Regions from separate parts of the Homo sapiens genome. Here region 1 is linked to region 2. Evidence: chromatin loops called from intact Hi-C (ENCODE). Cell type or tissue: Caco-2. All regions are shown on one strand. Links, peaks and the distances in the headings refer to the core of each region. The heading gives the core; the rest is flanking DNA. Region 1 overlaps CNTNAP2 (contactin associated protein 2). Region 2 overlaps CNTNAP2 (contactin associated protein 2).

Region 1 (2,936 bases), core at 326-2,825, 70 kb before region 2:
ACTGTGTTCAAAGAGGGCAAACACTGAACTGTAACCAATCCAGTTGTTTCCATACCTCACTTCCAATTTCTGTAGGCCACTTCCCTTTTATGTCTATAGATCTTCTTCCACCATGTGGCTGTACTAGAGTCTCTGTGAACCTGCTGTGATTCTGGAGGCTGCCTGATTCACGAAGGTTTCATTGCTTCACTAAACTCCTTTAAATTTAAAATAAAATAAAATGTGTTCATGAACATGAGTTCTAGGTTGGTTTTGGCAGTTTTGTAAGATCAATAAAAGCTTCATTTAATTTATTTGAAAACAGTGTTTAGGAATACCCCAAAGTATGTTCTCACATCGAGGGATTTAGAAAGTGAAAACCGGCCGGGCGCAGTGGCTCATGCCTGTAATCTCAGCACTTTGGGAGGCCAAGGCAGGCGGATCACGAGGTCAGGAGATTAAGACCATCCTGGCTAACACAGTGAAACCCCGTCTCTACTTAAAAAAAATAGAAAAACTTAGCAGGGTGTGGTGGCACGCGCCTGTAGTCCCGGGAGGTGGAGTTTGCAGTGAGCTGTGATCACGCCACTGCACTCCAGCCTGGGTGACAGGGTGAGACTCTTGTCTCAAAAAAAAAAATAAAAATAAAATAAAATAAAATAAATAAAAGCGAAAACCGACTGTTAATACTTGTACACTTTCAAAATGATGAATATTTTAAAGTTTAAGTTGTTCTCACTAGAGTTAACTCCAGGATTTCTTTATTTCTGTTAAGAAGAGGAAACCTTGCTATGGGTAGTGCTTTTCTCACAAGCTTTTCTCACAGGGGCACTTGCCTGAAATTATGTGGTTTATTTTGGTTTATAAAAAGTGGCTGGGACAAGGCTGCAAAGGTTGGTAGTAAAGTACCTGACACCTGCCCTGGAAACTTCCATTGGCTCTTGCTCTTACTTTTATTTTATTAAAAAAATGCACGTGTAAGAGAGATGGTGTTGAATATGTTGTAATTATAAATAATGCCAACCTAAAATAATTAAAAAGGGTTAGAATCTAGTTTAATAAGAGTTTATTCAAGCACAAAGTTTGAAGACAGCCACTCAGGAAGCACAGGTTACAAAGACTAAAAGTCAGTGTTCTGATGGTAGAAGCTTAGGGTTGTTTATAGAGACAAAGTTTAAGGAAGCTAAAAAGAATTTCAACATCTTTCTGTACAAGGCTGGATGCATATTTACAATGATCTGATTAGTTGAGACTGTATTTTTCTTTCAGGAAGGGTATATTTAACATTCCACCCTGAAGATGTAACAGTCATGAGGTCGTTTGAACCATCTGGTCTGAGTTAGGTACATGACAATAAAAGAGGTAGTTAATCTATAACAAAGATAAGTGAATTGAAGGGGTAAGATGTCTGATCTCTAGTCTCCCCTAGTCATTTACAGAGCAAGAACAATGAAGAAGAGAGTAAATCTATAATCTAAGAAGCTGAACTTGCACACATACTATGTGACTCATCTCCAAAGCTTAACTTTCCCCTTGGCGTAATAAATTAAGAGCGTCCTAAAATTACAATCCACAGATAAGTATAGATACAGCGCTTTATATGTGTGTGTTTATATATATCTCTCTGTATATTTACATATATAATATATAAGTAGTAGAAGTAGAAGTAGTTTTATATATTATATATACATATATGTGTGTACATGTATACATGTGTGTATACATATGTACACATATATATGTATATATAATATATAAAACTACTTCTTTTGTACATTGTATTCTGCTTCTAAGAATGACATCACTGCAAAAACAAATCCCTCCACTCCACATCCATGTTACAGTGAAACATTTCTCATTAATGCTCCATCACTTATTAATTTAAATGTTAGATTCTGTTTAGGGTATTATGTTTATAATTTTTATTCTGATTGCCATGTAAAAATATTTCGTTAAAATATTGTAAAGTATTTTTGAAATGTCTTGCTAATCTTATTATTCTGTATATTCCTTATTAGCCCATCAGCTTCTCGAGGGACAAAAAATTACGCATTTCATTTTTATTTTGTGTGCTCAAATCTATTGTCTTATTCATCATTCAACAAATATTTATTGAGCTTACGATATACCAAGCCAAGCATTAGATATTGGTAGTCCCAGAAATCTAACAATCCTGATGAATTGAGTGATTATTGAAAGTGAATTTACAAATTCATCATCCTTCTATCTAAGTTTTAGTGCAGAAAGACATTGTCAATGCAGGCTAGCCTTTACTGTAGGACAAATGGAAACCTGACATTTACAAGAAAATATAATTTCATAATGTATCTAGGAGGAAAAATATTTATCACTGCCAACCCAGGAAAAAATAGAAAACTTAACAAATGCTAGGTATTGACCAAAGAAACACATGATCAACTGTAAATCTACCCCCAAATGAGAAAAAATGCATTTTTTCTTCTACTAGTAGCTCTAAGCAAGCGGCAGTCTACAATGTTTTTTCTTGTTCTATAGTATGTTTCAGAAACTCACAATAGGAGTTCGTTTTGAATTCTTCTGTGTAGCTCATTTTCCATTTGGGGAATCTATTTCTTATCCATTTGTCCACATCTATAACTAGCAAATAGAGAATTCAATATAGCAAATGTGCCTACAGTAAATTCAAAATTGCCTCTCATCCATTTGTGAGCAACACATAAATAATGAAGGCGACATTAAAACTTCGGGTTTTTTTATTTTTACTTCTTTCTCTGAAATATCTTTTCCAGCAAAATAAATGGTTTGAAATAATTATCTATTTAGAAGCACTGCAATAGCTGTGGGAATGTGATTGCCATTTACCTTTCAGGATTTTACGGTTCCCATGAGAAGAAGAAATTTTTTGATTCCTTGATTCTCTTTTCCTTCATTATACTTCATTCTTAACCCATCAGTTTTTTAATTTGCCTGTAATAGAT
Region 2 (2,936 bases), core at 253-2,752:
ACATGAATATTTACAAATGGGCATAAAGAGGTGTTACCAGTAAGCACATTTTGGGAGGTCTCAAAACATGTGTACTACACTAGTACATATGTCGCATGTTTCATTAGTATTTTAAATCCCCACTCATGGGTGTGTTTTTTACTATTATGATGAGCAAAATGTTACCTTTAGGGTGAGCCAAGTCAAAATGCACATGCTCGCTACTGGGGAAAGTCCCTATTGAAGTGATTTTTCTGCTAGGGCCAGGTAAGTCTCAGTGAGGGCTGGATAAGCCTAACCATAAGCCCAGATGTGGCTACTGTTAATTCTGATTGCTCTAACCACAGAGCATAAATTTTCTTTTTGCATTGATTCCAAGTGGTGCAAGGTATTTAGAGCTTCTGGGGCTTTCTTTCCTGCTATCTGTCTGTCTATCTACCTGTCTATCTAGCTACCTACTCTAATGCTTTTCTTCATACAAATAAATGCAGTAACTTGTCATGAAATTTTAAAAAATAAGAAAAAAGCCACCTTTTGTATAATTATAGTTATATTATTGAATTTCATTAACTTCATCAGATTAATGTAAATTAAATATCTGAGCATATTTAATTTCTAGTTTCTTGGTTGTGGGTTGTGGGCTGTGTAAGTAAGAAAAAAGCCACCTTTTTTTCTGGGTTTCCTATAACCTGACTAGAATTACTAAGGTATCTATAATTAATGTAAATTCAGCTTTCATAAAATTAAATATCTTAAAATATCTGAGCATATTTAATTTCTAGTTTCTTGGTTGTGGGTTGTGTAAGTACTTCAGAACTATCTTTAGTCACACCAACAAAAGAGAAAATCATACTCACTCTCCAATAAGTAAATTACAAAAAAAATACTTATTTCCTTAATAGCTTTTGACATAATAAAATACACTAAAATAAAATAAATGAACTTCTCTCCCTAATCATCAATGGAAAGAAAAGCTAAGCTTCTAATAAAATAAGTGCAAGTTCATTTTCCTGTTTCTTGTTAAAATTATTTAATATGACAAGTGTCTAATACATTATTGCATATCAACACAATATTATCCACTAAGGAAACACCTAATTTGGGGTGGCCCCACGTTTTCAATAGACCCAATTATTCAACCCCTAACATTCTATTCATTATTTTTTTAGGATCCATTAGCAAAATATTCTAAACTATCATTTGTAGTAACAATAAGGAAAGACCGTGACTTGTTAATCCTGGTTATAAGCGTATTGAATGACCTACTCAAGGAAGGAGGAGCAGAAAATAATGAGAACCAGCTGGTTCTAAATCTTCCATTATTTCTAATATATAAGGAGAGAATGAACTATAATTTTTATGGTCTTCATCTGACAATACTTCAAGAAGAGGTCGCTTACTATGGTGATTCATTTTCAAAATTTACACTTTAGTTTACTATACCTGGTGTGGGAACCAGTTTGCTTCAAGAAATTATAATTTTAGGAAATGGAAAAAATATTTTTCCTCTATTCATATTAGGTTTATTGGTTGGGTCCCTGCAAATTAGACTGAAGAAAGATTAGTTAACAAAAGAAAACAAACAAAATAAAAAAAACAGGAGTTTTTTAAGACATACATTGTGCATACACACGTAAGTACGCCGTCATAAGTAACTCAAAGGATTGGTTACAATGTAGGCTTATATAGCATTCTGACAAAAATAATTTTATAGATAAGCAGCAAAACAAAAGAAAAGGACTTTGAACCTCTGCGGCCAGCAAATTGTGGAAAGGCAAATATGTAGGGAGACTAATGGTAGATAAAGCCTAGTTCGTAAGGTTTATTTATCTGGACTTTTTCTCTGTACCTTGTTGTCTCGGGTGATAAAGTGGTTATTCTTTTTCTGATACAAAAATTGAGAAAGAGGAGAGAGACATAGCCTTCACAAAGAGAAGTTGTTTTGTGTGTTCAGGTAGATAGGGGGAGGGCAGAGAGGTCTTCTGGTGTTTGGATTTTTTTTTTTTTCAGTTGCCTTAAGTTCAAAATATTTTTAATGCTCAATTGGGCTATTTTGGGGTAATATTACTCCAAAGCTTTTCATTAAAAAATAGAAAAATTATACAAATGCCTTCCAAAGATCTAGATTATGCATATATAGAAAACACAAACACATACACAAACATACATATAAGTAGCGCAAGTTTCCATGTCAAGTGTACCTATCTGTCTTTACTTTGTTAAATGTATCACCTCTTGCTAACATGTATGTCTTACTATTTAGTAGTGGGAGTAATTCAAAAACACTAAGGTCAATGTTCTGATAATCATCCGATTTTTCCCCATTCTGCTTATAAAACATCAGATTTATAAAAACCTAATGTCTGATTGAGAAAAGGACTCATGAACAAAAATCAAGCCATATAATGTCTAACAAAATTGGTGGTTATTATATGGTAGCAGTTTGACAACCGACAGTTTTCATCCAGACTTAGTCCGATATGTGCATTTACCTTGGCTGTAGAACTGTGTTGTTTATTTCACTTGGAGTTGTGCTGAATTAATAATTTCCCTTCAAAAGGGTATCATTAGTAGCCAGTGGACTTTTCAAGCTGTTTATTTTGAATTTGCAATTCAATTGAATGAAAGGAAATACATATAAATATGGATCATTTCAGATAAAAATAAGGCTTTTGTTTTAGTAGGGAAAATATAGAATAGCTTAACTCAACATCTAGTAGAATATTTATCAATCTAGTTCCCAACATTAATGAGAGCTTCAACTAGCAGCAAATTCTATAGACTTCCTTCTACCTAGAGCTTAAGAGATAAGTCATCAGCTTAAATTTTGGAGTGTGACTGTCACAATGTTTCAACAAAATCAGTCAGATTCTTTAGAAGCTACACAGTTTTCACAGTTATTAATGTATATAGATGTATATGAAAATACATACTGATGTAAATTTCTATGTAGCTCT

Evidence for each region. Hi-C counts contacts between places; a loop is a spot of excess contacts. Peaks named below come from ENCODE experiments on the same cell type or tissue, not always from the same donor. Only the 100,000 strongest peaks of a DNase experiment are listed, where the experiment ranks them.
Region 1: a loop joins it to region 2, with 8 times the contacts of the local background. A loop is called at or near these places in 1 of 110 quality-filtered maps.

The regions. Positions count from the first base shown.
Region 1 is chr7:146,936,745-146,939,680 of GRCh38, forward strand. All of the region lies in intron 3 of CNTNAP2 (contactin associated protein 2), which reads left to right. Among named protein-coding and RNA genes, the nearest start is that of CNTNAP2-AS1, 160 kb to the right of the region's middle. In Caco-2, for the core only: no CTCF peak of the experiment used is centred there; no DNase peak of the experiment used is centred there.
Region 2 is chr7:147,006,990-147,009,925 of GRCh38, forward strand. All of the region lies in intron 3 of CNTNAP2 (contactin associated protein 2), which reads left to right. Among named protein-coding and RNA genes, the nearest start is that of CNTNAP2-AS1, 89 kb to the right of the region's middle. In Caco-2, for the core only: no CTCF peak of the experiment used is centred there; a DNase peak (open chromatin) is centred at 1,732.